Linked DNA regions of Homo sapiens: all the other regions are linked to region 1. A link is a loop called in an ENCODE intact Hi-C map of the cell type or tissue named here. Cell type or tissue: PC-9. All regions are shown on one strand. Each heading gives the region's core, and the rest is flanking DNA. Links, peaks and the distances in the headings are about the cores only. Region 1 overlaps PHLDB2 (pleckstrin homology like domain family B member 2). Region 2 overlaps PHLDB2 (pleckstrin homology like domain family B member 2). Region 3 overlaps CD96 (CD96 molecule). Region 4 has its middle 58 kb from the start of PLCXD2-AS1. Region 5 overlaps PHLDB2 (pleckstrin homology like domain family B member 2).

Evidence for each region. Hi-C counts contacts between places; a loop is a spot of excess contacts. Peaks named below come from ENCODE experiments on the same cell type or tissue, not always from the same donor. Only the 100,000 strongest peaks of a DNase experiment are listed, where the experiment ranks them.
Region 2: a loop joins it to region 1, with 6 times the contacts of the local background. A loop is called at or near these places in 28 of 110 quality-filtered maps.
Region 3: a loop joins it to region 1, with 11 times the contacts of the local background. A loop is called at or near these places in 11 of 110 quality-filtered maps.
Region 4: a loop joins it to region 1, with 5 times the contacts of the local background. A loop is called at or near these places in 10 of 110 quality-filtered maps.
Region 5: it touches region 1 in a loop (10-fold over the local background); 24 of 110 quality-filtered maps call a loop at or near these places.

What each region holds. Positions count from the first base shown.
Region 1 is chr3:111,965,037-111,971,567 of GRCh38, reverse strand. PHLDB2 (pleckstrin homology like domain family B member 2) reads right to left here. Exons shown (of 18, transcript NM_001134438.2): 14 at 4,865-4,955; 15 at 3,744-3,890; 16 at 1,659-1,878. Among named protein-coding and RNA genes, the nearest start is that of ABHD10, 11 kb to the left of the region's middle. In PC-9, for the core only: CTCF peaks have their summits at 3,504 and 3,707 (motif pointing right); a DNase peak (open chromatin) is centred at 3,697; H3K27ac peaks cover 1,936 bases.
Region 2 is chr3:111,901,121-111,907,651 of GRCh38, reverse strand. All of the region lies in intron 2 of PHLDB2 (pleckstrin homology like domain family B member 2), which reads right to left. Among named protein-coding and RNA genes, the nearest start is that of PHLDB2, 45 kb to the right of the region's middle. In PC-9, for the core only: CTCF peaks have their summits at 2,369 and 2,571; DNase peaks (open chromatin) are centred at 1,948, 2,731 and 4,451; H3K27ac peaks cover 4,871 bases.
Region 3 is chr3:111,574,375-111,580,905 of GRCh38, reverse strand. It overlaps CD96 (CD96 molecule), which reads right to left. Exons shown (of 14, transcript NM_005816.5): 4 at 1,672-1,879. Among named protein-coding and RNA genes, the nearest start is that of ZBED2, 18 kb to the left of the region's middle. In PC-9, for the core only: CTCF peaks have their summits at 2,741 and 2,948 (motif pointing left); a DNase peak (open chromatin) is centred at 2,935.
Region 4 is chr3:111,732,298-111,738,828 of GRCh38, reverse strand. It overlaps a transcript of PHLDB2 not described here. Among named protein-coding and RNA genes, the nearest start is that of PLCXD2-AS1, 58 kb to the right of the region's middle. RefSeq lists an enhancer at 3,001-4,200. In PC-9, for the core only: no CTCF peak of the experiment used is centred there; DNase peaks (open chromatin) are centred at 928 and 3,328; H3K4me3 peaks cover 506 bases; H3K27ac peaks cover 4,755 bases.
Region 5 is chr3:111,892,236-111,898,766 of GRCh38, reverse strand. The region is part of intron 2 of PHLDB2 (pleckstrin homology like domain family B member 2); the gene reads right to left. Among named protein-coding and RNA genes, the nearest start is that of PHLDB2, 36 kb to the right of the region's middle. In PC-9, for the core only: CTCF peaks have their summits at 3,296 and 3,499; a DNase peak (open chromatin) is centred at 3,516; H3K27ac peaks cover 1,839 bases.

The DNA of each region.
Region 1 (6,531 bases), core at 704-5,703:
CTCACCAGCCAGTTATATCATAAATACATATTAAAAAGCAAATGAAATGTAATTTTTGTCTGTTTTTTTAAATTAGGGTTCTGGGTAATTTTTCATATACCAAGAAGGTTTTGGTATTTTTTTAAAATTGAAATCAGTCACCAGAAGTTTTGGTTTGCAAAGACACATTTACATGGGTCTGAAGCTTGGAGCTTAGGTTTGAAGCAGTTGGCCAGGTCATGAAACCACTCACCTGGCCGATAGATGAGAGAATGAAATAAGGCTCACAGAGAACAGGAGCACAGAAGAAGAGTGAAGCAGTTTTGTGTGAAGTTCTTTAAAGTTGTATTTTTGGAAAATTCTGGGTGAGGTTTTCTGAAGACAATACCACATCATACAGTTTTGTTTATGCAGTGTGCAGACATCAAATTGTATTAACTGAAGAAAGCTGCTCTGGATGTTTATAAAACTCAATGACAAAAAGCCTTAGAGAGGCAAAGCAGGGGACCTAGGACCGGCAGGCCATCGGCTTCAGGCCACTAATTTCTCCAGTAACTGGAACCTCACCCAAAGAGCTCCTCGGTGAAAGGCAGGCATTCCCCTACCAGCTCCTCACCCATTTTCTGGGGCTCCTGAGCCACTCTTTCCTTTCTTCCACAGGCTGCTTGGTTTCTCACACTTCTCCTTATAAACATAACCTGACCTCACTGGATTGATTAAATGACTAGACTGTTATTTATATTTTATTGCATCGATACATTTTACTATTCCTGGTGATGCTCATAAATACTGACAGTCACCCCAAAACAGGGTTTTTTTCATAATATCTGGTATGACACCACTCTTTTTTAGCAGCTGCAAAGAAAGTAGAGCTATACTTGTACTAAAAATAGACATGTTTCGTATGTGATCCAAGAGGAAATAAGAGGTTCTTAATAAGTATGCCAGTTACACTAATATTCCTGCACTTATATAAGATTTGGTAGGGTATGTTTCTTGTCAGCCAACATTTAAGAATCCAAAAATATTTCAGTCACTTAATAAATAGTACTGATCACTAGTTTACCAATGAGCTTTACTCTCTGTGCTTAAAAGATCATTCTAGTTTATGAACTATAGTTGAATGATTTTCAGCTACGGCTGCCTAATTGTGTGTGACTTAAATGGGACGTATGACAATCAATCAATCACAAACCTCTCCCCACCCCCTTTTTTTTCTGGTGTGGTGGTTTGAAAGGCAATATTTTTTCTGATCCCACCCTATAATGATAGTATTTCTAGTATGATATTGTGATGTTTCATAAAATACAGTGAACATAAACAATTTGTTACCTAAATAAAGAATGGATTAAAACAGAAAAACAAATAAAAGGAAATATTTTGATCTAAAGAATAAATTTTACTTAATATTTATTGGGACCTGAGTTTACTTCAGAAGTAACATAGACCACTTCCCACTTTTTAAAGTAACATATAAAGTTTATTATTTCTAGAAAGGAAATTCATATCATATGGACTATATAATCTAAATATAAAATAATGTACACCTACAAATCTAATATTGCCATTAATTCTGTTATGTATCAACCTACCTATTTACACTGAATTTCAATTGCCTTTGCTCTTTAACAGGGGGTTCTTGATTTGAGTATATGGCTTAAATTGTTTTTATCACCCACCTGCATAATAAGAGAATGTTCGCTTGTTCCGATCAAAAACAAACCAACGTTTTTTCCACGTTTTAATTTTCCCACCCATTTTGATGAGGAATCCTCGGCAGGTCTTCTCTGTGATTGATACATGGTAACAGGTGTCAATATTGTGGCCAGCAGTCTCTACATGGCTCCGCAAATCAAAGTCTTCCTTCCGGACAGGCAGGTAGCGTGTCAAAGGACGAGCCTGGAAAAGTGCAAAACCCATTGCATCTATAGCTAATTATTTGTTTTGTTTTAGGTCACAGATGTTTAGAAGCAGAAATTAACTGTAAAACCTAAGCTTTAAAATGCCTATATGATTAAAAGAGCTTAAGATAAACAAAGCACTTATGATTTGGAGTCTAAAAAGTGGATAGTATTTTCAGAAAGATGCTGTAATATGTAGGGGAGAGGCAGATAAACTCAGGACAATTTATTCTATTCCTTAAGATGGGCAGTTGAGAAAATGAAAAATGGTCATTTATCTTAGTTTAAAAGATGTACTTTGCTCTTGTAATGAAGCATGAAGTTTTCTGGGCTGCTCCTTGCAGATGAGGACTGCTCCACTGTTAAGTTTCCAGAAGTTGTCCCTGCCACAGCTTAACAATCATTCTCAAGTAATCTCAAGCATGACATGATTGATTGAACACTATTTAGTAAGTACGGCCCCCACAGGATCCCACAAAGCTGTACTTGTCAGTTTACATATATTCCGATAGAAATTGAAGGCAGAGATTTATATTTTGAAAAGTAAAGCTAACATAAAGACAGAAGTGGAATCAAAACTGGACCTAATGTAATGAACTGTCCAGGACCAGATGCCAAAGGGATGTATTTAGATGTCTTTTATGTTACTGATGGCTGGTATGAAAGCCCGTCCAATCTAGGAAGCATATATCACCATGGGTGATAGTTCTAAAATGGTGTCTTATTTTATGCTGTTAAATAACCCCACCTCTTTGCCTCGGGGAAATGACCTAATTATATACTTGGAGGCAACACTTATAATCAGGATTAAAATAGAATTGTGCTTTTTGGTTTGGCTTCAGATAGTAAACACGCATGGATGACTTTCACTGCAAGTCAAAATTTGGCAGAGCGTTGGGCATGATGAAATAAAATAAACAAATTTTACTTTCTACTTTTCCTTCAATACTTAACGTTTGATTATGTGGTACTTTGGTTGTAACAGATGCTGCAGGCTTACTGATACCTCAAAGCATACAAAGTCTTAAAGATAGTCTCTAACTGCTATACTATCAAATGGCCAGCAACCACAAAGAATAAAAGTAATGGTATCTTTTGCCTTTGAGTCTAGTGAATCTTGATAAAATAGAGTTCAGCTTTAAATTACATAGTACTTAACAAAACTTTATGTTAGTTGCTCAGAAAACATATTATGTAAGCAGCTATAGTGACAAGAACAGAGATTCAAATTCTATGATGACCAAGATAAGACATTAAATAAAATGTGTGGTTTCTCCAAACTTTGCTTGAATACAACAAGCTTGTGCACAGGTGTTGAGGACTACTGTAGCAAAGGGAACACATGTGACAATACAGTGCTCAGAAAAAAGACAAAACACTACCACCATGACAAAGACACTGGACTTGGTGAAAAATTACACTGCTCTAGACTGTTTGCTTGTAAAAGATGGCTTAGTAGGACCTCTTCCATTCCCCAAGCAAAGGTTTCAGTTCAAATGTTGTATTTGTTTTCAGCAGCAAATCCAGGTGCATTTTTAAAAGCTGCTCAAAAAAGATTCTCTTTTTAAAATGTACTCCAAGGAATGGGTGGAAGAAAAAGTGCTGCTCCTGGCAAAACGTTCCATGCATGACTAAAGAAAAGTGTCATTTGGTTGGTGGTTCCCTAAGAGTTTTGAAATGAACTCACATTTTTTTTTTTTTTTTTTTTTTTTGCACAGGAATGCACACTCTTCTCTTAACCCTTACATGTCAAGTGCTAATGCTCAGTGCCCAGGAAAGCATCCTCAGACACAGAACAGCTGTCTTCTAGGAACTGCCACCAGGGGGCAACCTGCCCATATGCATTCAGATTGACCGACCAACCTGTGCCCTTTGTCTCTCCCTTATTTTTACTTCCTTTTCTATTAACTTCTGCCTCTGGCTAGTTTCTTCCTGTAATCGTTTTTCCAGGATTTCCCGGCGTCGTTTTTCTTCTTCCAGGGCTCGTTTTTTGGCTTCCATTTCCCGTTCCTAAACATTATGCATAACAATGATTATTTTAAAACATACTGGTTATACTTGAATGGTTCCAATCAATATAAAAAAGACAATTCTTACTAGACAAATCTTGGTTTGTAGACTAGTCTCTTATAATACATAACCTACAAGAAAACAACTCATAACCATGCCTGGTATAGCTTCCAAAATCATCATCTGCAGAAATGCAACCACTAAATTTAATTAACAATTAAATTGTGGTCTTCAGTGAAAATCCAGCTTGTTAATATATTCAGTCATTTCATCATTTCATATCAACCAGCAACTCTCCCATTTTAAATAAAAAGCCTCACAAACTGTACTTTAGCACTTATCACGTGATTTAGCCTGTCTTTTGACTACTGTCTTCTAACTGAAGGCCATGGTCCCTCTAATTCCTGTTGTTGCTCTGTAGTTTCCTGGCTGAAGGTCACAGAGGAAGCACGTGGGGAAGTTAGAAAAGGAAAGGAGGTGCCCTTCAGGGCAGGATGCAAAGGCATTTTGGGGGATTCCTAAGGAAGTCAGATTCTGACTTGAAATACAGTCATAAAAACGTGGGATTTTAAATATTAAAATAGTGCAGTTAGCACAAGCTGGGAAGGAAGAAATAATGCATAAAGACATGACATTCCTCCCTGCTCCTTGGCAGGAACACAAAACAGCCATCAAAAGACAAAAAACAAAAACAAAAAACAAAAAAAAAACACACACAAAAAAACACAAAGTGTTCATTTCGGTCTATGTCAATACTATATATATATTTCAAGTTATGGAAAATCCACTGCAGTAGAGAGCCTTAGAAATCATCTAACACCTTTATTTTTCAGATAAGAAAATGAGACTGAGAAAGGTTGAGTGATTTATTCCAGGAACACACGGCTCCTTAAGGAGGAGTATTGTCTGATGCCAAGCGCAGGGCTCCTGCACCACGGTATCACAGACCTCCGGCATGAAAATATGAAGCTTACCCTGGATTCGAGCAGCCGCGTCTTTTCTGCATGAGCCTGCTTCAAAAGTCTCTCCATTTCTTCTATTCTAGCAATATTTGAAGTGCTGGCACTGAATGAAACACCAAAGCCTTTTGAGAATATTGGTTTAGACTGAGAAGTCTCTCTAATACATACACACACACACACACACACACCCCAGACACACACACACACACACACATGGGGTCAAGGGAGGTGCATAACAAAATCCAAGCATATATAATTTAAAGAATGTTACTTACGAGTCATTGGACCGAAGAGGCAAATCAATTCAACTCTGAGAATTGTAGGTGACACTGACTTACCTCAGTTTAGAAGACAAAATATAGGCAAGCAAAATAATGCTAATGCTTTACTCATAGGTAAATAAACCAAAACCAAATCTTACAAAGTGTGACTTCTAAATGCTTCCTCCAAAGTCTAAAAATAATGACCCATGAGAGTCCTTCCCATTAGTTTAATGACTTAAAGATATCAGACCAACAAGACTATCACCAACGTTCTATATAAATGACACCTAATGTTTGGAGTCACTTTATTCAGTTGTGGAATATGTATTATGAGCTACTTTTTGTTGTCCCTTTATATGTGTGGACACTTTATTTATTAAATCATGATGCCAATTAAAACATGACTTCTCCTATAGGTGCAATGGATGGATAGTGGCCAGTTTTGTGAAGAGTACCCCCTCATGATACCAATGAGAAAACTGTATAAAGAGATTTAAGAGCTTCAAAAGAAATGATGGAAAAGACATCACTCAAGTGAAAGATGAAACCAAAGGGAGTGAAAGGTGCAAGAACAGTCAGGGTAACTAACAGACAAAGTGAAAACTTGAAAATGTTTAACACAAAACAGGAAATTTTATTTTCCACCGCTTACATTCTATTTGACTGTTCTGGAAAAGAGAGACTATAACCTAGGTCAAAACTTATTTACTTTGCTGTTTCAGCTATGGAAACCATATGCTATTTGTAATGCATGTGTACTTTTGTACTCATTTAAGTACCTGCCTTCTTTACTAGACTCTCTTGAGGACATACAGACAGACTTTCGTGCCTGTATCCCTGTAGCATAGAACCTGGCATAGAGTAGGGATACATGTTTGTTAGACACATTCATATAAAAATAAATTCATTAAAAATTCATATAAAAATGAAGAATCAGAGACCTCTTGGTTATAGATACTTATTAATATAGTATTCTCAAATTATATTTTTGTAAATCAAACCTAGGATGGTTTAAATCTAGGGCTAAGAGTTCTGTTGAAGAGAACACAGGGCATACAGTTTATTCTATAATCAGTACTGACAGCCCCATTACAAAACACATCCATTAAGGAGTGAACTGTCTTAGGAATACCGGATCCTTATAAGCTTAACAATTAGGCTGCACTTTGCAGAGTAACCTTGAACCACTTTTTAGCCAGGTGTTTTCTCCCACATGAAAGAGAAGAACATGGCAGTATCTTCTCATTATTTCCATTAGCCAGTGAGGAGATACAAAAGAGTAAGTTCTGTTCTCTTCAGCTAGCAAGAATCCAAGGGAAAGAAATCTTTTAATTTTTGTACAGGAATTCTTATTCTCCTTCATTGTGAATACCTGACTTCATGGGTGGAAAGGGATAAACTTCATTGCCCCAACTG
Region 2 (6,531 bases), core at 683-5,682, 64 kb after region 1:
CGGTGGTGGGCACCTGTAGTCCCAGCTACTTGGGAGGGTGAGAAAGGAGAATTGCTTGAACCCAGGAGGCAAAGGTTGCAGTGAGCCCAGTCGTGCTACTACACTCCAACTTGGGCAACAAAGCAAGACTCTCTCTCAAAAAACAAACAAACAAACAAACAAACAAAAAACCTGTGGGTACTACAGCTTGGGTAAGCCTCCCTGTCATGTGCACACTATCACCTACCAATGCTTAATGCTGGTAGAGTAACACTTTCTGACCTACAGGAAAAGGACATGGAAGTGTTGCCTTTGGAACTCTTTGGACTCTGCCCCGTGTGTGTCTTTCTTTGGCTAATCTTTATCTGTATCCTTTCCCTATAGTGAATCGTAACTGTGCTTATCATAGCTGTCAATGGGTTCTGTGAGTCTTTCTAGTGAATTATCGAATCTGAGGGTGGTCTAGGAAACCCCAGAACTTGCGGTTGGAGTCAGATGTGGGGAAAATCTTGTGTGGAGACACTGCTCTCCAGACTTTTCACTGGCTTTCACATTTACACAAACATTGCCTTAGTATTGTTTTTATCAGTTTAGGACAAATGATCTCATTTGTATATAAAAGTGAGGGGTTTTTATCATTTGGTTTTACAAATTATCTTTATGGAAGTCAGTTCAATATCTAGCTTCTTAGCCACACATTATTTTATTTTATACACTGGCTGGGAAGTCTGCCTTCAGGCTTGTGGTCAGGAAAACACTTTACTCTGCCACCCTTAGTTTAAATAGCATGTGCATGTATGCGTGCACCATCAGTAGGGCTGAGCTGGAAAGAGGAAACAAAAGTGTAATGCCTTTGTATGACTGTGTCTGCTCTGGAGGCAACTGTAAGTTATTGGAGAATGTGACAGCCACTAACTGACCAACATTTGTTATGTGCAGATTACTATTGATATTTTGTATGCTAATGCCTATTCTCCCAAAGAATAATAGATAACTGTACTGAGAGTGAGACATACGTGAATAACTAGGACAGCATTTACCAGTCATTGATTTTTCAATACCCTTTCTCAAACATGCTCAATACACTTACATACACAAACACACTGCCTAAGGAGACCAAGGCCATTCTGCTTAAATTCCCTAGACTTCCCTCTTCTATCTTTGTCCATCTAGTCCTCCTTTCGTCAATGTACTATAGTGGCTAAATGCATGAACTCTGGAGCCAGACCACTTAGGTCTGAATCTGGGTTCTGCAGCTACCTGTGTGACCCTGGCCAAGCTATTTAGCTTCTTTGTGTCTCAGTTTCCTCAAGTATAAACCAGAATTACTAGAATATCTACCTTATTGGGTTATCATGAGGATTTATATATATGAATGTATACAGTTATGTGTTGCTTAACAATGGGGATATGTTCTAAGAAATGCAAGGTTAGGCTATTTCATTTTTGTGCAAACATCAGGGTGTACTTACTCAAACCTATATAGTATTAGCCTACTACACACCTAGCCTATATTGTAATAGTTTATTGCGCCTAGGCTACAAACTTGCAAAGCATGTTACTGCACTGAACGTTGTAGGCAATTGTAACACCATGGTAAGTACTTGTGTATCTAAACATACCTAAACATAGAAAGTACACTAAAAATATGGTATTACAATTGTATAGGACCACTATCATATTTGTGGTCCATCGTTGACCAAAATAAAATATCTGCACACATAACGACATTCCAGTCAACAAGGTGCTACATATACAAAGGTAGTCCCATAAAATTATAATGGGTGTCATCTTCCATTCTCTAACCTGAAAAACGTAAAGGAAAAAAAAAGATTATAATGGAGCTGAAAAATTCCTATTTTTTAATGACATAATAGCTGTTGTAACATAATATGTTGCAACATATTACTCATGTGTTTGCTGCGATGCTGATATAAACAAACCTACAGCAAAACATGTTGAGGAATCCCTAGCTTACCCATGGGGTGACCCTCCCAAAGGTAGCTCAGACTTTTAAGGTAGGGTGTGGTGGCTCACGCCTATAATCTCAGCACTTTGGGAGACCAAGGCGGTGGATCACTTGGGGACAGGAGTTCGAGACCAGCCTGGCCAACATGGTGAAACCCTGTCTCTACTAAAAATACAAAAATTAGCTGGGTGAGGTGGCACGCACCTGTAGTCCCAGCTACTTGGGAGGCTGAGGTGGGAGGATCACTTGAGCCTGGGAGGCAGAGACTACAGTGAGCCGAGATCACACCACTGCACTCCAGCCTGTGTGACAATGAGACACTGTCTCAAATAAATAAATAAATAAATGACTTAAAAAAACAAAAAACAGAAAGCCAATCTCTTGACACATTACATCAGACCCCAACTGAAAGGGTTACTGTCTACTTTAGAATTCTTACACTTTTAAATGATTCCCACCTATCCCCAGAACAAAATAGTAGTCAACAGCAGTTAGCTAAAACTCACTGAGTGCTTGCTGGGTGCCAGACACAATCCCCACCTGTATTTTAATTTTTAATTTTCATGACTTTGTGGGGGGTGGTTTTATTCTAATCCCCATTTAACAGATAAGGAAAGTGAGGCACAGAGAGACTTAGTAACCTAATTAGAGGGCCCGCTCTCATGCAACTAGTGGCCAGTGTGAATAGGAAAAATCATTGCCGTTCTCTTTCATAATACACTTTTGCAAGATGATGAAATCATCTAACAATGCATTTCTCAGCAACACATTCCCATCATTAAGCAATGCATGACTGTTCATCTATGACACTTAGAAGGGTGTCTGGGACAAAGTAAACAGCATAAGCATTAGCTCAGTTATCTGAGGAGAGTCTCTCAGTCTTTCCAAGAGGAAGCCCTCTGCCTGCACCACTGCACCTTGTTCCCACTGTCCTGTGGTTTTGCTCTATTGATTATCCCTTCTCCTACACCTTTCCCTCTCTATTGACTCCTTCTCCTCTGTCTGAAAATGTACTCAAGTCCCTCCCTCCCCTCAAAATAAACAAAAAGCCATCTTGATCAGATTATCCAGTAGATCTACTTTTCTACTTCCCTACTTCCCCTTTCACACCCACCACACCCAAACTCCCAATCTCCAAGAAGCTGCTAATGCTCAGTACTTCCATCTCCACTCATTCCCAGAGCTTTGCAATCTGGGGCAGCATGCTCCTGCCTTTATGCAGACTGGACATCCCGAATGAGAAGGGGCATTTCACACTTTCCCCAGGAAAATTAGGAGTAAAATGACCAGAAATAGGCGAAGTGCTTAAAAATAAAGATATCAGGACTACAGGAGGCTCAGTACCTCTCTGTCATCTTATATTTTAATGATTTGTGGAATAAATTGACTTCTTACCTCCACAGAACCCTTGGCCTTTTTTTTTTTTGAGACAGGGTCTCACTCTGTCACCCAGGCTATAGTGCAGTGTTGCAATCTTGGCTCATTGCAACCCCCACCTCTTGGGTCCAAGCAATTCTCCCACCTCAGCCTCCCGAGTAGCTGGGATTATAGGTGCCTGCCACCACACCTGACTAATTTTTGTATTTTTAGTAGAAATGGGGTTTTGCCATGTTGGCCAGGCTGGTCTCGAACTCCTCACCTCAAGTGATCTGCCCGCCTCGGCCTCCCAAAAGTGCTGGGATTACAGGTGTGGGCCACTGTGTCCAGCTGGACTTGAAGAGCAGAATCTGTATTTCAGCTTAAGTAGAAAGAACATAGAGTTGGATTTGAAGTTCTGGCACTTATCAGACCTATAACACAGTTATTATTTTTTTTAATCAAGTTCAACCTTTCAAGCCTCAATTACATGGTCTATAAAACAGAGATGAGTAGATTAGTGCCTCCCCTTGGGATCTTGGAAGAATTCAGTAAAGAAATGTGTGTGCGAACATGTGATAGACTATGTGCTTTCAAGTCTAAAGGTGGTGCCAGTCTTGTAGTAGGTGCTCACTCTTTGTCAGTCATGGTTAGGACGGTTTCTGTCAAAAGCGTGAAGTGAACTAGATAATTATCTTGTAGACTCTGAAGAACCATCTCTAATACTGATTAACAAGCACGCCTAAAAACTAGACCCAATTATTTTCAGGGAAAGGAAATACAGGAAAAATACGTTGTTATGCAGCCAAATGTCTCCCTGAAAAATCTGTGGGGTTTCTTTGGCTATCTAGAAGGACACAAAATTCCCTCAAGGCCACCAACTCCCTGCCCTGTGGTCCACCTGCCTCTGCCCCTGGCAACAGAGCTCTGCCCAGTTGCCATAGTAACCTGGGGAGAAAGGCATCTTGTCATTTGGTCCTCCCACGCTCACCACTACAGAGCAACACATTAAGTATAGTGGAGTTGCTTCTAGAAAGAACTACCCTCCAAAAAATCCATTGTCTTATTAAGGACACATACTTCACCCTTGACATAAAACCCAGGCTTCTCTTCACATTGCCCTGGCTCCACCCTAAACTTCAGAGAAACGGGTGTCCCCCCCTTACTGAAGGCATGCATCATTCAAATACCTGAGGAACTTTCTCATATCCTGCCTTACTCATACTTAGAAGAAGAAATTTAGTTCTTTTAATCTTATCTCATGAACCAATTCCTCACCTGTGTTTTTAAAAATTACTATCACAAAAAAAAATACAAATAAAAATTATGATTACTCAGAAGTCTCTCTAAACCTATTGTGGTTTGGTAGCTTTCCAATTAAAAAATAAATAAAATAAAAACTGAATAAATTGCCAGGACTGGTGGCTCACACCGATAATCCCAGCACTTTGGGAGGCCAAGGTAGGGGATCACTTGAGGCCAGGAGTTAGAGACTAGCCTGGGCAACATGGTGAAATGCCATCTCTACAGAAAATACAAAAATTAGCTGAGCATGGTGGCTCACGCCTGTAGTCCCAGCTACTCAGGAGGCCAAGGCAGGAGGACTACTTGAGCTGGGGAGGCGGAGGTTGCACTGAACTGTGACCACACCACTGCACTCCAGCCTGGGTGACAGAGGGAGACCCCCGCCTCAAAGAAAAAAAAAACTGAATAAATATTTACTGTTACTTGCCTGTGTCAACATTTCCCTCAAACCCACTTGCCTCTACTACTATTTCTGGCTATGTGCCTGTTTTATTTGTACTTTAAAAATAGATATAAATTAAGTACATATTTAATTACTAACATATGCTAAAGTAATGTTTATTTATTTTTATTTTCTTCCTTTTTGAGACAGCGTCTTGCACTGTCACCCAGGCTACAGTGCAATAATGTGATCATGGCTCACTGTAGCCTCAATCTCCTGGGCTCAAGTGATCCTCCCACCTTGGCCTCCCAAAGTGCTGGCATTTACAGGCATGAGCTACCATGCCCAGCCTATTTTGATTTTCATTTACATTAAACACATTCTTAAGTAATATAACTTGATTTAATTAATCCTATTAACTTTTTGGCCAATGACGTTTTCCTGACTTGTTTTTTCCACCTCAGCATTTTGTTAGGCAGATGCAAGTAAATCTCTGACCACAATTACCATTTATCTAGGATCCTCTATATTTTAGACCTTTTCCTGATGACTTTTTGCACTTTCTACTTAAAATCAACCAGCAGATGGGTGGGTTATGAAATGTTTTACTTTTAAAAAATATTAAGGTTGGAGGTGAACTATTCTTAAAAGACAAAAATATATCATTTTAAAGAAAATGCCCATTATGAATGACTCCAAAATATTCAAAGGAGAAAACAGTGTATTTCTCCCTATTGACTGAAAAAAACCGGCCATAAGTCAAAGAAATTCATGTGATCCGTATCATCATAATTTCCATACAGCATCTATGTAAAACATGCCAGATGTTTTTCTTACATAGACAGTGTTCCAGAAGGAAGTCTGCACAGTGCCTGAGCCCATTCTGTTAAAGAAATTATGCTATTGCTCTTCACCATTAAAGAAAACACAACAAAATCTAATCATACTGTCATCTCTTTACATTTTCACTTTAGCTTGATCAAGTTCCAGAAGATCTTGTTTGCTTCTTCTGAAAGACTATAGTCTATAAAACACAATCCATTAAAATACTTTAGTTCAATCAAAATAAGTATATGAGAGGTATAAAGACCTTTAAATCCTGATGTTTGAAAACATATCCTATCCTTTAAAAAATAAGATTTTTTTTAATGCATAAAGAAACCAGTGGGTAAAGAACTAGGAAAGTCTGCATGTAAAAAAACGACAGTAGACTATAACATAACAACTGAAAGTACTATAATACAATTATTTTTGAGTCATATCACATAAAAATATTATGTGTTAATTTTTTTTTTTTTTTTGAGACAGAGTCTCACTCTGTCACCCAGACTGGAGTGCAATGGTGCGATCTTGGCTCACTGCAACCTCCAGCATCCGGGTTCAAGTGATTTTCCTGCCTCAGCCTCCTGAGTAGCTGGGACCACAGGCATGTGCCACCACGTCTGGCTAATTTTTTTGTATTTTTAGTAGAGATGGGGTTTCACCGTGTTAGCCAGGATGGTCTCAATCTCCTGACCTCGTGATTCGCCCGCCTCGGCCT
Region 3 (6,531 bases), core at 716-5,715, 390 kb after region 1:
CTTCATTGGTTTGACAATAGACCAGATGAAGCAGTTTCATGTTTGCACTAAGACAGTCACAGCCTGGTAAATAAACAAATGGTGATAGCAAAAGAGATGAACAGCTTGTTTCCAACTCTTCACAGGACACTGTTTAGGCTCCGTAAGGAACCTGATCATCAGGGATGATTATTGCCTAGTCCATCCCTGAGGAGAGATGAAGAGAAAGAGAAGGGGGAGGATGCAGAGGGAAGGGGAGGACAGAGGAGGGAAGGGGGAGGCAATTTTGTGTTTTCTTCAAAATACTAAATTGTATGACTGCCAATAATAGGGCAATACAATTCCAAATAATTTTTTTTTGCTTGCTCTGCCCTTTAGAGAATTGAGGAACAATCTAGCAGCCTGTGTCCATAGGTTTGTGAAGTTATTTTCTCTTTGTTTATCTCATTTTCAAAAATAATTAATTGTCTATCCACCTCACTGCTTTTCTCTTTGCCTTCTTTAAAATTGACTTTCTAAAAAACACAGATCTTTGTCACAAAAAATGAAAAAAACATCCAAAGGCAGAGGCTTCCCTTCATTAATGGTGTTTATTAATTAGTGGTACTTCCTTGTACCACTGGGGAAAATAGAATTTTAACCTTTCCTCCTTAAATTGGCACGCTGCAGATAGTCTGCATTTTGAGTGAGGCCACAGTGGATTTCACAGCTCAGCTCCACACTCCTGAGAGTGCAGGTTCAGAGGGCCTTTCCTAAAGGCTCCTTTGCTGGAAGGGCTGGACCTGGATGGTCTCACCCCAGCTGGGCCTTGGCAGGATAGCAGGGGAGGAGGAACTTCTGCAGTTTCTCTGGGGCTATATTTATCACCTTCCTTTTCTCACTGACTTTACTCCACCTTGCTCAAGCAAGCAACTAAGACAATTAGACAACTAAACAATTAGATTTTGGCAGTTACAATTAAAGAGATTTCCAGTATTCTGAGAAATATTAACATTGTAAATAAGATAGTGGTCACCAGGAAATTGTTCTGTCTGTTATGGTTTGAATGTCCACTCCAAAATTCATATTGAAACTTAATCTCCAGTGTGGCAGTATTGAGAGCTGGGGCCTTTCAGAGGTGATTGAATCATGAGGTCTCTGCCCTTATGAATAAGATTAATCCATTCATGGATTAATGGGTTACTGGAGTCATGAGTTATAATGGGAGGGAAACTGGTGGCCTTATAAGAAGAGGAAGAGAGACCTGAGTTAGCACATTAGCAAACTCTGTCCCCTCGCCATGTGATACCGTGTGCCACCTTGGGATTCTTCAGAGAGTCCCCATCCGCAAGAAGGCTCTTACCAGATGCGTCCCCTCGACCTTGGACTTAGCCTCCATAACTGTAAGTAATAAATTCCTTTTCTTTACAAATTACTCAGTTTCAGGTATTTCATTGTAAGCAACAGAAAACTGACCAATACAGAAAATTATTGGCTTCTGTATGATTTTATTCTGTTAACAGAATCATCATTCTTTAGCATCCTACCCTCATCCCCCTGCCCAACAAGAATGACAAGTATCCAGGGAAACAGACTCCAGCACTGTTACCCACATGTGGCTGCTCTGCAGCATAATAGGGTGCTTCCTCTTCAAGGAAGAGCAGGGCAGGAGACAGGAGGATGCCAGTGAGTCTGTAGAACAAAAGCCCTTACCAAAAACCTTGACTGTGGTGGAGCTCCTCAAGATTTTGTTAGGACCGACTCTAATGTGGCAAGAGAACTTCCGCCCATCATCGAAGATTTGGACTGGAGAGAGGTGGAGTCTGTAGTCTGTACCAAGCTTGACTCTATCTTTAAGTAATGTGGAATTGCTGATGAGGTGATTTTGGGAGATAAGTGTTTCCTGAGTTCCATTATCCTCCTGGTGAGAAAAATTGTTACCAGTTATTGAGTCCTCAACTGTGCCAGCTCTGAACTAGGCATTCGACAAGCACTGATTCATTTACTTTTTGTAAAGTAGAGAGGAAGAATGAAGGATTGAAATTAGAAGACATTTAGTATATTACTAGAGAAAGTATGATACACTTGACTTTCAGTTAAAAACTATTGTTACCCTCTCCTAACAAATGGAAGCATTCTGTTCTTCTGACTAGAGCTTCTCCTTCATAATCTTCTATGAACTGTATATCTGGAGCAGGATTTGGGGTTTGGAATGGGCAGGACTAATGGCAGATTTTAATTTTTATTTAAGAAGTTCTGACATCTTACTGCTAAGATGAGAAGACTGTATCAGTGTGAAGATTTCATAAAATCTTCATTTAAACTGGATGATTACAGCTATCCCTAAATTCCTTTAGAAAATGACTCTTTGTCAGCTCCTCCCCGAGCCTGGACTAGGATCAGGTAAAGTGGCATTCTCAAAGTCTTGCAAGTGAAATGTTGACACCCAACAGTGAGTACCTCCTTAAATTTTGTGCCCTGGGGCAGCTCCTTGCCTCATTTCACAGCCTTGTTCTGGTCCTAACCTTATTCCCTTTCTTCTGTGTTTGTGTTAGCTTCAAAGAGGATGCATGAAGAGTAGCCTGAAAATGTTAATCTGAATTTTGGAGATCAGAGTATATTTGAGGTACTTGGTTCTTCTATCCCGTATCCTTTCTTCGGTCTGTGATGAAAAGCCCTATTATTCTCTCTGTGCCTGGAATTTTTTTGGACAAACTCCCTGGGGTGTCACAGTGTTGGTTGATGTCAATAAAAGTGCTCACTAGGGGCCCAGTAAGGAGGGGATTCTTGACGGGCACAAGGGTAGAGGATGGGTTAGGTCTTCATATCCTGTTAGTATGACTCAACATTCTCAGTTGAGCTGCTTTTAAAACACTCTGATGCACAAGCTTGTCTTCTAGAGATTCTAATTCAGTCTGTCTGGGATAAGGCCATAGCTAGGACAATTGCTTTTAAGGTACTCAGGAGATCCAGGGCTGACATCTACTGGCCTAACTCTAAACAACAGATGAATCCTTGTGTACAGTCATCAGGGGAAATGGAGGGAAGTAAAATGGAGAAGGGTAAACAGGAGTGCATTCAATGGGGGAAATGTTACAAAATAATGATAAGATCTATGAATTGGAATCTCTAGTTTTAAAAATGAGACAGATCAGGCTACAAGAAATGGAAACCACATTCAAGTATGGGCAGAAACAGAGGATGGACTAAGGTAGACTTCTTAAATAGTTTAAATAGAAAATTCCAGAATATACTTAGTAGAAACTCTTATGTAAGACACCGTTCTTTAGCTGAATCTGGCTAGGATTTGTGTCAGTCTTACATACAGATAGTATTGTGTTATTGCCTGCAAATAATCATACTCTGCTGAATTCTTTTTCCTGCAGCAATTTACATACCTTTATACCCTTAGAAAGAAGGACCCAAGAATCCGTGCTGCTGTTTTCCTAAGGAAGAAGAGCAAAAGAAGAAGGGAGAAAGACTGTATTACAGAGATAGGATCCCCCAGAGGAGCTCTAAGTATTGGGTGGGGACAGGAGAAGAAAGTGGAGAGCATGTCACTCAGCACTGGCAAGTCTGGAGGTCAATAATTAAGAAGGCAGGTACCCCCTGCAGATCTTTTGGCACAGGTACGTTTGGCAGCCTCTTGCTTTTTTGTGTGTCAGGATTTTAGAGTTGAAAATGCTCCTTGGTCATTTAGTATATGAATGCCATTTGGAACAGTTCCATCAACTGTCACTTTGTTGTGGGAAAAAGAGCAGTTACATGCTGAAGTTGGAGACTGGTGAGAAAAACTGCTTTTTTCTTTATTATATAGCAGATTGTGACTAGGTGGTTTAGTTGATAGAGAAAAAATACAAAACCTTCCAACTTATCCAAAGGTTGCTTTTTTCCCCTGGGCAGTTGACTTTTGCAGAAAGAAGGGTTTGTTCCTTCATTAGGAAAGATGGGATTCAGTTGCAAAGAATGCCCCGTAACCTACAATATAAGGAGATCCTAAGACATTCTAGAGTCTTCAGTTATAAAGGGGGCAGTAGCAAGAACTTACATATGAGTGGCTGCCTTCACAGAGCAAATGGGAGGAGAGGTGAAAAAATTAGCACAGGCAAACAACGAAATGCCTAGGACTGGGAGAGGGAGAAATAATACTAGTATTATGTTATGACCATTATTAAACTTTCATAATCTTATTAGTCATAGTTTAAATTTATTTAGCACCTACTATATTCTAAGAATTCTGCAAAGTCCTTTCAAGTCTTATTTACTTCTTACAACTATGTAGAATAAATTGAGGTTAAAAATTTGATCAAAGATCACACAAAGTAAGAGTTATTTAAGTCACAGCATCAAAAAGCAAGGAGGCCCAGAACCGGGGACAAATAAGTCTCAGATACAATTTGTACTAATAAGAACCAAACTATAAAATAATAATAAATAAAAAACCTTTCTGAAGTATCTACAGTGAGAAATTTAATAGAAATTTTAGAAAGCTAGAACCTTTCATGTGAGTTGTAGATTACAGGGGTGAGGGCAATTTGTTGATTGAAAGGGGCCTTTGTATGACATATTGGCCCACTTTTGATGATAGGTGTTTAGAGCACACCTCAACTCCTACTTGATAATAATGCTCTTAGCTAACCTAGTCTTCAGGAAACAGACAGATAGAGGCAAGAACCTGTATGTGACAGCCTTATTTCTACCAGTTTTTTCTTTTCCTGTTCTTCAAAGAAAAAAATTGTCCACTTTAAAAAATATTAATAAGTATTTCTAAAACTTTATGGATTCACACCTTGGTAGACTCCCACATTTTAATGGGAAATATAGATTTAATGAGGTAACATATATGATATACTTACTCTAGTCCTGACACTTAATAGATGTTCAATAATACAAGCTTATTATTATCTAGTCCAGCCTATGATCAACCTGCTATCTCATGAGTATTCACTATGTGCCTGGCTAAACTGAGGAATTATGGAGATTCATTGCTATGGTTTGAATGTTTTTGTCCCTTCCAAAACTCATATTGAAACTTAATCCCCAATGGCATAGTGTTGGGAGGTGAAGCCTAATGGGAGATCCAAAGGGCTCTGCCCTCATAAATAGATTAATGCCACTCTACAAAGTGCTTGTAGTAGTGAGTTCTCTCTCTTCTGCTCTTCTGCCATGTGAGGACAAAGATTTTTGTCCTCTCTGGAGAACATAGCATTCAAGGTGCCATCTTGGAAGCACAGAGACCAGGCTCTAACTTGCTGGCACCTTGATTTTGGACTTCCCAGCCTCCAGAACTTGAGAGAATAAATGTTCTGTTTATAAATTTCTTAGTTTCAGATATTCTGTTACATGTAGCAGCACAAAATAGATTAAGACAGTTATAAAGCCATGAATAGCTCAATCTGCTCTCTTGCCAATGTCAACCCGTAAGGGTTGGCCCTTGGGGGACACAATGGCCATGAACAACAAGTTGATTGGAAAATACTGTTCCTTAAACAATATAAATGTAGCAAGGTCTGAAAAACACACAAGCAACAGTCTGCCTTTATTTACAAATTTGATGTTTTGTTCACCATGGATTTTCCCTAACTTCTGATTTTTAAAAATGTTGTATTAAAATATTTATCTTGATCACTAACTTTTTGTGCTCCTTTAAATTTTGCTTCCAAGGTTAATGGCCTTCCTTGCTTCACTCTAATCCCAGCCCTTAGGTCTCATAGCCAGTAAGTAGTGGAGATCCAGGTCTTGAAAACAGCAATTTCCCTCCAAATATCACACTGTTAATGACTTTGCTATATACAGTCTCACAAAAGTAGTAAAAGAAACAGTCTTAGCCTTTCCTACTTATAATCTACTTAAGGGCTGGATTTGGTGGCTCATGCCTGTAATTCCAGCACTTTGGGAGGCCAAGGCTGGTGGATTTCTTGAGCCCAGGAGTTCAAGACCAGCCTGGGAAACATGGTGAAACCCTGTCTTTACTAAAAATACAAAAAAAAAAAAAAGTTAGCTGGGTATGGTGGCACATGCCTGTGGTCCCAGTTCCTTGGGAGGCTGAGGTGGGAGGATCACCTGAGCCTGGGGAGGTCAAGGCTGCAGTGAGCCAAGATTATGTCACTGCACTCCGGCCTGGGCAGCAAAGTGAGACACTGCCTCAAAAAAAAAAAATCTAAAAATTCATATTTTTAAATATAATTTTTAAATAGATTTTTTGCACTAAAAATATACTTAAGGAGAAGAACAAACATGTACACACAAACAAATATGAAAATCAGGAGCCACAGAAAAGAAACAAATGCATAATTAAATTATGTATAGGAGCTTGATAAAATAATTAGCATGATAACTGCTGAAAGGGATCTTATTGAATCATGAAACTGCTGTTATATGTCCCTTAAATACTTGACAAATCCTAAAATAAGTCATTTAGGCTTTGTTTTTGAACTAGAATCAAAATTTTCAATTTAGAACAGGAATCTTTGTACTACAGGTTGAGTAACCCTTATCTGAAATGCTTGGTATCAGAAATGTTTCAGGCTCAGATGTTTTGGATTTTGGACTATTTACATTATGCCAGTTGAA
Region 4 (6,531 bases), core at 586-5,585, 230 kb after region 1:
CTTTCTTTAGTCTCCCCTAGCAATTCCAGTTTTCTTTTTATAAATCAATTTCTTGATTAAATTCCTAGCTGATTACTAGTTTAGTATCACCAACAAATATTTACTGAGAACCCATTATCTTCTTGGTACTGTATAATGATTAAAAGTACACATACACACACAGATACATACACACAGGCAGACACACACATACACACACACTAACATACACACAAATATAGAGGACTCTAAAGAAGCTGTGGTTTGGCCTACTGGATAAATTTAAAACCTTCTCATCTCTGGTAAGTGGCAAGATTATTTAATCCTATGTCAAAGACAGTGTCTAACACACTTCTGGGAAAGAGTAGATGATTGTTGCTGAACTGAGTGGATAACCCATCAATAAATGTTTGTGGTTATCCAAAATTAGAACGCAGATGAGTAAAGATGTGAAACTAAGCCATCCCCAAGATGTGTAAAAATTGGCATAAAGCCACAGAGAAAGACAACAATGATGTCAGGCCTAGGATGCCTCTGTTGGGCTATTTTAGTTTAATTTGTTGGACTATAATTTATCAACACAACTGTATTCTATAACAATACTATTCTTATGGAAAATGGAGAATTTTCATTTTGCAAAGAAAAGCAAAATGAGATGAATTTGAGTAGAGAACAGTCACGTTCTGGGAAGTCTAGCCATTAGCTCTTCCTATGATTAGGATTCCTAGCTAGGAAGCAGAGCTAAATTTTGTGGGATACATGTATTTGAAATTAAAAGTACATCTCCTTGGAATTCGTAGGGGTATTGGCTTTCCTTGGGTCACAGAGAGAAGCCTGCCACCTGCCAATTCACTGCAACATCTTCTGGCCGACCTCTCCTGGGTTTTCTCTTCTCTTGAAGCCTGCTCACATACTAACCACAAGTTTTCAGCTGTTTACCTTGTGAAACCTAATGAGATCACCACAAAGTAGGCCCCATGGACGAAAGCCATCATTCCACAGAAGTACACATGAGCTCCAGCCAAATGCACTATATAAGGCTTATCTTGAGAAATGAATCCTTGAAAACATCAACCCAGTGATGACAAAAAAGAATTCTGCCTAGTTAGAGTTCTCTGCAGGAAGTATTTTTGATATTATTTTGGCTTTTGAAAAAAAAAAGACTTTGTGGGGGTTACCTCAGTGCACAGTGAAATTGCACATTCAAACTGTTTGAATCCTGTCCTCCAAATACAGAGGTCTTATGTGAAAACAATCTCATTTTCATTTTACTTTCTGGGAACCCCTCCAAGGCATGGTGAATTGCCAGCATTTTGTGACCTTCAGTTCCTTTACTGCTCTCATGGGAAACTTGACCTTGGAACTGTAGAGAGGAGGGGAACAAGTTTTGGGTGGGTCAGGGGCAGAAGTTTCATTCACTCTGCTTGATCACTGCCCAAAACTATGGGTTCTCCTGCACCAAGATCATTAGAACCTCAGAAGTCACAGAAATGGGGACCAAAAAGTATGATGAGGATGCACACTAACACCAAAGCAAGGATGTGGACAACATGACTGTCGCATGGGATGGAGACTCAGGCAGCCAGCCAGGGGCAATTCCCAGTGAAACATTAGGGATAAGAAAACACTGGATCTCCTCCAGATGCATAGCTGATGCAGGGCTCCCGGACCCTTCAGAACATCTTAGGACTTAAATGGAATTCCTAGGGCATAAGGTTTCCTCCTGTAACTGTAGCTGGTTTCTGTAGGGTTGAAACTACAATAATGGATTCTCAATTTGTAGAAGGACTTCCTTAGGTTCCATGCCATTTGGCAACTGTTTGACTCATGAGACATCCATCTGATTACAGGGTTAGAGAGGGCTTGTGCATCTCAAGACACTGTGGGGTCTCTAGTCCCTACTCATGTATACCGTTCTCTAGGCACACAACTGATTAGAAGACAGTGGTGGCTTATCCTTCTAGCAAGAACCCCTTTGATATCTTATTTTGCTCATGGGCACATGGGCTTGAAAGATTTTTTGCCTTTAAGGAAGATTTTATTAAGTAACAATTAATGTATTTATTTTCATTACTCTGTGAAAATCTAATTAGAATAACAGCATTACCACACTGACCTGACAGAATTCTAGCCCAAAGCAAAGCAATCAATATTTGAGTGGTCTCTGCCTGAGAACAGGCTGTGTAGTCATTTGGCATTTTTAATTTCTGAAAATTTAAATAAAAAGCTTGTAGGCCCCATTCCTACCATTTGTAGGACTTAGGAATCCAGGGAACTGCGTGAATATTTAATTTAAAAAAGAACAAAAAATTTGGAGTCCCAAGATCTAAGGGACTTAGCTGAGTGAGACTGAGAAGGCCATTCACCTGTATTGAGTCTCAGGTTCCTTATCTGAAAGGATATCATCTGAAAACAGTACTCATCTTACAGGGCTGTGGTGAAGATTAAATACAACTATTGACATACTGGACAGTTTTGAAAAATTTAGCTGATTTCAAAGACTGAAATTTCACTGCAGAAATAAACTTTTAAAAAAATCTTGGTAAAATAAATGACAAATTTGTCTTGTACATTATGTTAAAGTCAATCACTCAAACAAACAAAACAATGTTTATAAACTAGGAGATGATAAGAACAATTTTCTCTCTCAGCTTCAGAAAGGAATCAAAGCACTGACTCTTGGGCAATTGCTATTGTGTGTGTGCATGTGTGCATGTGTGTTTTGTGGTTCCTTTTCTAGAGGAGAGGAAAACCACTGTCATACTGAGTTTTATGCTTACACTCAAGAACATCAAGAACATCTTGTGTGAGTGGGAAGGGGGAATAAATATATACTCTAAGGATCTGATCAAATAATTTAGAAAGAACTTTTTTTACTCTTCTACATTTAGAACGTGAACAGTGTAGACACTGTTGGGTGAGTATGTTTCCCAGAACAGAATGCTGAAGAACATGGGATTTGGATTCAGATCCCAACTCAAATTTTACCTCATCTTACTAGCTCTGTGACTTGGGCAAGTTGCAGAGGTTTGTTATGAAAATTAAATGAAAAAAAGTGTAGATAAGAAGGCAGCAGTTCATGTTTTGGTCATAATAAGTACTTGACACAGGTGAAATGTTGTGATGAGTCTTTGTGTTTTAGCTTCAACTTTCTTTCTCCTAGCGTTTTGGTTAATGAAAATGATGGCATGTAAGTACAGTTCATGCAAGGTCAGTTGATTAGTAAAGGGTGCTGGTAGACATGGTGATGCAATCTCTATTTGTAATGCCTTTGCTATCACACACTTGAGATACATGTGAGGCAAGTCACTAGAAACCCTTTGTTCAAAGACATTTAGTCGACCTCATTTCATGATGGCATTTCTTTATCTTGATCTTGTAAATGCTCAGGAATTGTGGCTACTTTGGAATTTATGACAGACAGCTAATGGAATCTTTAGGACATATCTGAACAAAAGTGAAACTAGGGGTGGGGGGCGGATTAAGGCTTCTGCTGTACATTACTCATTCACTGCTCAAATGACACCAAAAAGCCATTTAGACTCCAAGCCGACATGGGTCTCTTTGGGTTGCAGATGGTGAGAGCCTTGACAGGAGGGACTGTTGATGGTTTCTCGGGCTTTAAGCCTCTCTGTGCCCAAGTCTCTTAGATTTAAATGAGTGGGTATTTGCTGAGATGAGATAGTAAATTCTTGAGTTCCTTGAGAAAGATTGGGATAGGGTCATTTCTTCTCTGGAAAGAGTTCAGATGTTGTACTTTAGTTGGGGCTCAGAATTTGAGTCTACAGTATAAAAAGGGACAAAGATTTAGCCTGAGGATTATCTGGGTTATTTAGAAAATATACAGGACAGAGAAGACTCCAGTGACTGCCATGACTAAAAACACTTGCTTTTGCTCTTGCCTGTTTTATCCTTTTTGGAAGTCCACTACTGGCCTTTTTGTTACAGAGGCTCAGGCATGGCACATCCAAGAGCCAGTGGAGAACTTCAGAACTTCTGACTGTATTAGTCAGCCTTGCTTACCTCAGTGACCCTCCAATTTATGCTTATCCACATGGTCAACTCCATGACCTTATGGGAAATGCACTGGGTTGGGAACAAGGCAGAACTGAGTAGAATCCTGGCTCAGACTAATTGCATGATTTTGGGCAAATTAATTAACTTCTATATTCTAACTACCTAACGTTGAAAAACAATGACAATGCCTATTCTAATCTAGTCAATCTGAAGAATAGTCTCCCTCTACTTACTATCCAATATTCAGGAAATGGAAAGAAAAAGCTGTACATACCCTTAGGGGCTTCCAGTTTGTTTTAGGCCCTGAGCCAGAAGCTACAAAAAAAGGACAGGTCAGACCTGTGTGTCTGTCCCTAAGGCAGCCTTCAGTAATGTGGGGAAATATGGCCAATGCATAAATTTTTAAAAAAAATTTTTTGTAGAGACAGAGGCTCACTTTGTTGCTCAGGCTGGTCTTGAACTCCTGGCTTCAAGCAATCCTCTGCCTCACCTTCCAAAGTGCTAGGATTACAGGCATGGGTTGCCATGCCCGACCTAGCCAATGCATTTGATCACCCCAAGATCCTTTTCCCTCGTCAAAACCACCTCCATCACTTGCATTATCTATGAACATCCTCTGGATACCAGCCAGATTCACACTTAACATTTTGCAGTGCTTAATATCTTCACAGAAACGTATCAGTTTTCCATAATTCTCCACAACATTCTTGAGAGGTAGCCACAGACTTACCCAAAGTCACACAAGGGTTTATGTCTACAATGGCCTCCACTCTTGCATCTAGTTAACTGCCTCAGACACTAAATATTCAGCCACAAACCCTGCCTGAGGGGAGTCACTTCAGTTCCACAACTGATTGACAAAAATAATGTCAAACATTACCTTGTCCTACATGACCCAACTCCTTCCCTAAAGGGAGTTCAGAAAAATAGGACTTCAGCATTACTAGGCTTCTAACTAATGACTATAGGAGCCAGGAACCACTGCACAGGCCCGAAAGTTGTATGTGGTGACCATATGACAACATTTCTGCAATTAGAGGAGTTATATTCAGACTTAAGGAAGAGTGAATCATATTAGATAAAAATTACATATTTCTAGAGTGTGTAGACTTGAAGGGGAAAATTTCCATGTTTTCCTTGGTGATTACTTTATAACTTTATTCTTCCTCAAGAATCACTCAATAACTTGTTTCATAGTTATCATCTCCTTCTTCCCCATAGACCTCCAGTGATGAGGGAAGCTCCCTCCAAAGCCACAAGCTTTGTACATAGAGTGGCATTGGTATCATCAGGTTTGCATATTAGTTTTGCTCATGTTTGTTTATCATTGAGCTGGGGAAGGGGGGTCTTGGGATATTTACTATTCTCGGAAGGAGAAAAACTTACTTCTGGTGAGAAGAGAATCTGGACTATAGCTTCAGAGGAGCATTTCTTCTGTGTTGCCCATGCCTTTGCTACAGAGGGACTCAGGCCAGCAAAGGCTTTGGTGGTCCTCCTGATTCAGGGTAAGAAACGGCCTAGTCTCAGTAAATGATTGACCTGGCTGCCGATGTGATAAGCTTAGGTAAATAGGCTTGATTCTGCTCCAGTAATTTCAGGACTTTTAACTCTCTAGGTTCCAAAGCAGAAAAATATACGTGACTTCCTGGGAGAGCCTATCATACGAGGTTGACAGCCCTGTGAATGGACAGTATATTTCTCGGAATATATTATTCTATACCATATACTACAGTATATGTACACTGTCCTCTCTGGTATGTCTTGAAAATTGAAAAAAATTATGCAACGAAAATTCTGGAACAAAACCATGCTTGTGGAGTTACCACCAATGAAATCATTTTAATAAATCGCACATATAATTTGTTATAATGAAAAATTTTTAAAAAACCTTCCAAGTTTCTGAAATACGTACAGGAGCAACAACAATTTTCAGAAGAGATAGAAGACAGAAGGAAAATACAGCCTGCTTTCCAGAACAGGCTGATAGAAAAATGACTGAATTCAGACACACACCCGGGTCTACCATATCTCCAGCAGACCCTCCTCAGAAACACTCTGGTGACGAGGCTGTATATGCTGCTCATTTTGTTATTACAAGAGAAGGGCCAGTGACCAGAGAGATCACCTACCTTGTCTGCTGCTTTTCAATCCCGACTCTTCCCTCAGCTTCTTTCCTGACTCAGCAGGGATGGCCCATGGCTGTTCCAGCGATTGCTGAAGAGAGTGGGATGTTGGGAAGACACATTAACACAGGTTTCTCCTTTTCCCCAAGCATGAAGGTGAGGTTCCTTTCCATTTCCTTTCCTGCTCTCTCTGGCCTCTGCAGACTGTGGTCACAGGCAGCAACTTGCTTGCAGCCAGGTATATTGACAGATGTGAAGGAGGGAGTCTGCCCTGGCCTCAGCCGCCTGGTCTAGCCAATCATTACACACCAGGACAGACTGCTAGTCCTGCTTAAATCCAACCAGAGCTGCATGGAAAAATCAGATGGCAGGACTGTGGGGGGCAGAAAGCACAGTCTGATAGCCATTGGCT
Region 5 (6,531 bases), core at 564-5,563, 73 kb after region 1:
TTCATATGGATGAGTGAAGAAAATGGTTTCTCGAGATGGAAACTACTCCTGGTAAAGGTGCTGTTAACGTTTTTGAAATGACAACAAAGGATTTAGAATATTACATGAGCTTAATTGATAAAGCAGTGGCAGGGACTGAGAGGACTGATTCCAATTCTGAAAAAAGTTCTACTGTGGGTAAAGCGCAACCAAACAGCGTTGCATGCTGCAGAGGAATCTTTTGTGAAAGGAAGAGTTGAATCAATGTGACAAACTTCATTGTTATCTTATTTTAAAAAATTGCTGGCTGGGTGCGGTGGCTCACACCTGTAATCCCAGCACTTTGGAAGGCTGAGGTGGGCGGGTCACTTGAGATCAGGAGTTCGAGACGAGCCTGGCCAACATGGTGAAACCGTGTCTCTACCAAAAATGTAAAAAAATAGCTGGGTGTGGTGGCTGGTGCCTGTAATCCCAGCTGCTTGGGAGGCTGAAGCAAGAGAATCACTTGATGTCAGGAGGCAGAGGTGCAGCAGTGAGCCAAGATCACACCACTGCACTCCAGCCTGGGAGACAGAGCAAGACACACACACACACACACACACACAAACACACACACACACACACAAAGAAATTGCCACAGCCACTCCAACCTTCAAGAACCACCAGCTTGTTCAGTCAGCAGCCATCAACATCAAGACAAAACCCTCCACTAGCAAAAAGATTACAACTCACTGAAGGCTCATATAATTGTTAGTATTTTTTTAAGCAATAAAGTATTTTTAAATTAAGGTATGTACATTTTTATACATAATGCTGTTGCATACTTAATATATTACAGTATAGTGTAAACATAACTTTAATATGCACTGGGAAACCAAAAAATTTGCGTCACTTGCTTTATTATGATGTTCGCCTTCTTGCGGTGGTCTGGAACCAAACCCACAATATCTCAGAGGTATGCCTGAATATTTTCCTTTCTCCCAAGACAACTTGTAAATTGAAATCTCTGCCTAAGATGATTTAAGCCTTGGTCTTCGTGATCTGATGGAAAAGATGACCTTTCATAGCTTCAGCTTGTTATTCTATAATCAGAATGAAAGAATAATCACCATATGAGAAATTTGTTCCTCTTAATTCTACTCAGCATTTTCCTAAAATTCTGTCTTTTCTCAAAATCCAAATTACAACCCCAGAGCTGGGATATGGTCTTAGCAATTTTGAATAAGAAATACCAATTTATCCAAACCAAAAATTTTCAACCTGCAGTCATTAGACTTCACCAGAGCAAAGCTTTTGGCTATTTGCAACTTTAGGAAACTAATCTCACTGACTTCAGCTTCAGGGAAGATGAATTAGACATACTTTACCCTATTTCTCCCACTAAGTATAACTCAGAACCCTGTACATTATATGGGGAAAAAAACAGAAGACTCTGAAAGGTGGAAAAAGGCAGACTGGGGACCCAACGAAACACACAGAAGTGTGTCTCTGGGATTTCCCTTTGCCTCATGTATCCTAGTCTTAAACCTGATGAACCAGTGACTGCAACAACCTGCCCAATTTCCACAGAACTCTGCTGAGTGAACAAAGCCAAACCCACAGGTTACATGCTATATGGTTATATTGTGAAATGATAAAATTATAGAAATGGAGAAGAAATCAGTGGTTATGGGGGTTAAGGAGAAGGGAAGCTGGTATGGCTATAAAAGGCCAACATGAGAGACCGTTGTGGTGTTAGAACTGTTCTGTATCTTCACTGTATCAATGTCAATATCCTAGCTCTGACATTGTCCTATAGTTTGGCAAGATGTTACCATTGGAGGAAACTGGGTAAAGGATACACAGGATCCCTTTGAATTACGTCCTATGATTGCTTGTGAATCTCCGATTATTCAACATAAAGAGATTATTTTGTTTAAGTGACTTCTAATAAGCACCTTCATAACTAGCACATTGAGATGGCTGAAACAAAAGAAAAAGTGCTGGATGTGTTACCCTTGTAATGCTTGTTTTGGATTTTTTTTTTTTTTTGAAAAATCAATTTCCAACTTTAAGAATATTCTCTACAGCAAATATTCCCATAATCTTTTCTCAAGCTGGGGAAGAGAAATTCACATTATAAGAATTAGCCAGCGCAGCCTGGACGCGGTGGCTCACACCTATAATCCTAGCACTTTGGGTGGCCAAGGCAGGCAGATCGCCTGAGGTCAGGAGTTCCAGACCAGCCTGGCCAACATACGTGGCGAAACCCCGTCTCTACTAAAAATACAAAAATTAGCCAGGTATGGTGGCAGCTGCCTGTAATCCCAGCTACTTGGGAGGCTGAGGCAGGAGAATTGCTTGAACCCTTAGGAGGCGGAGGTTGCAGTGAGCTGAGATCACGCCACTGCACTCTAGCCTGGGCAACAGAGGGAGACTCCGTCTCGGGGCGGGGGAAGAAAAAAGAATTAGCCAGCACAATCACTAAACCTATTAGCTGATGATAAATTTTTAAAATGGTAGCTCAATAAATAGCTTTTAAATTTAGATATACTAAGCCAGGCATGGTGGCTCACGCCTGTAATCCCAATAGTTTCAGAGGCTAAGGGGAGCAAATCACTTGAGGCCAGGAGTTCGAGAACAACCTGGCCAACATGGCAAAACCCTGTGTCTACTAAAAATACAAAAATTAGTTGGGCATTGTGGCATGCACCTGTAATCCCAGCTACTCAGCAGGCTGAGCCGAGATCATGCCACTGTACTCCAGCCTGGACAACATAGCAAGACTCTCCTCAAAAAAAGAATAATAAATAAATATAGATATACTAAGTAATTTGACAACAAATATGGGGACCACTTTTACCAGAAACAATCAATAGTCCTCCTTCACTTAATGTATCTCCATATAAATAGATAGATAGATAGATAGATAGATGGATAGATAGATAGATTTTTTTTTTTTGACTGAGTTTCACTCTTTTGCCCACGCCAGACTGCAATGGCTCGATCTCGGCTCACTGCAACCTTCACCTCATGGGTTCAAGTGATTTTCCTGCTTCAGCCTCCGAAGTAGCTGGGATTACAGGCATGTGCCACCACGCCTGGCTAATTTTGTATTTTTTTAGTAGAGACGAGGTTTCACCATGTTGGTCAGGGTGGTCTCGAACTCCTGACCGCAGGTGATCTACCTGCCTTGGCCTCCCAGAGTGCTGGGATTACAGGCGTGAGCCAACACGCCTGGCCTCCACTCCTATATATTTGTTGGTCTTGATATATTTTCAGTTTTTATTTAGTTTATATTTCTTTCTACAAATTTTATTTATGATCTTTATTTCTTATTTAAGAAACAAGTGTTCATATATTTATTTATGATTTTAAAAAAGAATGAGACTTCTTCTATAACTGACACAGGGGCATACAGGGCCTCTTTTTAGTCCAAGTTGCTTTCTATATTTCAGCGTTTAGCCTGAGAAAGCTGAACCATGTGAAGAGTCAGAACATACATCTCTCAAATTCTTTAATGCATGGCACCATCAAGAGGCAATAGCTTGTACTGCTACTATAAGAACAGAGGGTTTGCTCTCAAGAATGGACTACTGCAATATAGAATTTCATGAAGACTTTAGCTCTGTTTCCCCAATGTGAAGTCATTAGATTATTGCCAAATGCTAATTTTTCCTTCTCACTGCTTTTCTGCCCATCTCTCCAAGTGAAGAAGAAAGAAAAAAGGTATGACAACCGTTTTTTTTTTTTCACTCTCAGTTAATGGAGGACAATTGGCAGCCCAACTTTGCTAATGATTAATTCCTTTAATATTTAATCAACATATACACACATACAGACCCACACATACATACATACACACACACACACACACGCAAACCAGCAATTTGTAGAGAGAAAGTCCTTGCTTTATTCTCTAATGACCCAAGGTGATCTGATGACAGATAACATTTTTCTTTATATTACCCAGTGACAAAAAATGTACTTACTTTAAGGGCTAATATCCAGAATCTACAATGAACTCAAACAAATTTACAAGAAAAAAACAACCCTATCAAAAAGTGGGCAAAGGATATGAACAGACACTTCTCAAAAGAAGACATTCATGCAGCCAACAAACATACGAAAAAAAAGCTCATCATCACTGGTCAGTAGAGAAATGCAAATCAAAACAACAATGAGAAACCATCTCACACCAGTTAGAAAGGCAATCATTAAAAAGTCAGGAAACAACAGATGTTGGAGAGGATGTGGAGAAATAGGAACACTTTTACACTGTTGGTGGGAGTGTAAACTAGTTCAACCATTGTGGAAGTCAGTGTGGTGATTCCTCAGGGATCTAGAACTAGAAATACCATTTGACCCAGCCATCCCATTACTGGGTATATACCCAAAGGACTATAAATCATGCTGCTATAAAGACACATGCACATGTATGTTTATTGCGGCATTACTCACAATAGCAAAGACTTGGAACCAACCCAAATGTCCAACAATGATAGACTGGATTAAGAAAATGTGGCACATATACACCATGGAATACTATGCAGCCACAAAAAATGATGAATTCATGTCCTTTGTAGGGACATGGATGAAATTGGAAATCATCATTCTCAGTAAACTATCGCAAGAACAAAAAACCAAACACCGCATATTCTCACTCATAGGTGGGAATTGAACAATGAGATCACATGGACACAGGAAGGGGAATATCACACTCTGGGGACTGTTGTGGGGTGGGGGGAGGGGGGAGGGATAGCATTGGGAGATATACCTAATGCTAGATGACGAGTTAGTGGGTGCAGCACACCAGCATGGCACATGTATACGTATGTAACTAACCTGCACAATGTGCACATGTACCCTAAAACTTAAAGTATAATAAAAAATAAATAAATAAATAAAAATAAATCCAAAAAAAAAAAAAAGAAATAGTGCTGTTTACTTAGAGAATAGATTGCTAATTTAGGGAGTGGGTAGCATCGTCAATCTACTCCTGTGCTGTCAAATATATTATACCTAATTTCACCTGGATTTTTTTTTTTTTGCTTACCTTAACATAAAAAAATTTAAAATGACATTCATGGCTCACATCATATTTCTGAGCTAAATCTGATAAACCCTCCAAACAAGGTAGGAAAGTTAAAAAAAAAAAAGGTAGAGAATTGACTGGCTATTTTAAACATTAGGGAAATTAAGAAAAGGCTCCACAGCAAAAATTCAGCTTAAGGCTTAGGCTGAATCTGAAGATTAAATCAACTTATGTACCTGACAATGGCCATTCTAGCTCAGAGTATAGGAAGAGAGCCATTGTTTCTCAAGATCCTTTCAAAAGTCTTGAGCCACTAAGTTTATTGGGTTGGTAAACAAACCTCTCACACCATCTGCAATTTAGCTGGCTTCTTCCAGCTAGTGCAGCCATTTTTTTAATAAATTAAAATTATACTCAGGATGTAGCAAATGGAAGGGCCACATCAGGAAGGAGATTCAAGTAAGACTGGAGGACAAAATAGTTTTCAATACTTAAGTTTGCCTTCACATTTCAAAGACATTCTTCTAAAAAAAAAAAAAAGATTAATACTATGACTAAGCAACAATAAGCATGCTCTTAACATTGTCCATTCTGCTATTCAAACAAAAAATATTGTCAAACTTATAATATGGCTCAACATAGCCAAAAAGGTCTGAATGCCCAACTTATTTTGGGGGGGTGGTCAGGACTCACTAGGAAATAGAGACAGCAAGAAGCAAATAGAGAAGCAAAAATCTACATGTGGAGTCACTTTGACCTGACAACGCTCACTAGTCTTGGGTTCCTAAACAATTTTTCCTAATTACAACATTAAATAATACCAACCTGTTTATTTTCTGGTCTTTAAAATAGCATCTGCATCTGACCACGTTTCAGAGATTAGAGAACATATAAGTTTATTTTATAAAATACCAAAAATCCTTAAACAAATATGCTCAATTAGTCTTTTACTTAATTTTAGAAACATTAGATCTATCATCTGCTCAATGGTACACAAGCAAGACTCTCAGACCTGTAGCTTTGGTTTTTGTACGACCTTGGAGAGCACCAATTCTTACAAAGAATGCTAGAAAATCTTCAAAGTAAAGAAAAATAACTCTTTCATCTTTTTATTTTTAATTGAAAGTTGGAAAAGAATTTCCCCTTTCTGGAAGTAAAAAAGAATGCATTTATACTGAGATATCTTCATTTTTTGTATAGAGCTTCTCTATTACCTAGAACTAAATGCTTATCATCTGGGAACCAGGGATGCAAACTACAGTCACAGATTAAGGAAACCCAGAATAAATGTCAAGAATGGGTATCAAAAACATTCAATTACTCTTTTTAAAAACATGTAAAGAATGCTTCCTATACTCTAGTCATCTGGCTAGGAGGTGCATCTATAGTGGTGAGCAAGATAGGTATGGTCCCAGCCTCTTACTGATTAAAATTATATAGTTATAAAGTGCTTTCATGGGAACTATAAGGACAAAACACCTTCAATGGTAGGAATTGCTGACCCAGACATTTCACCTATTCGCATAACTACCACAGAA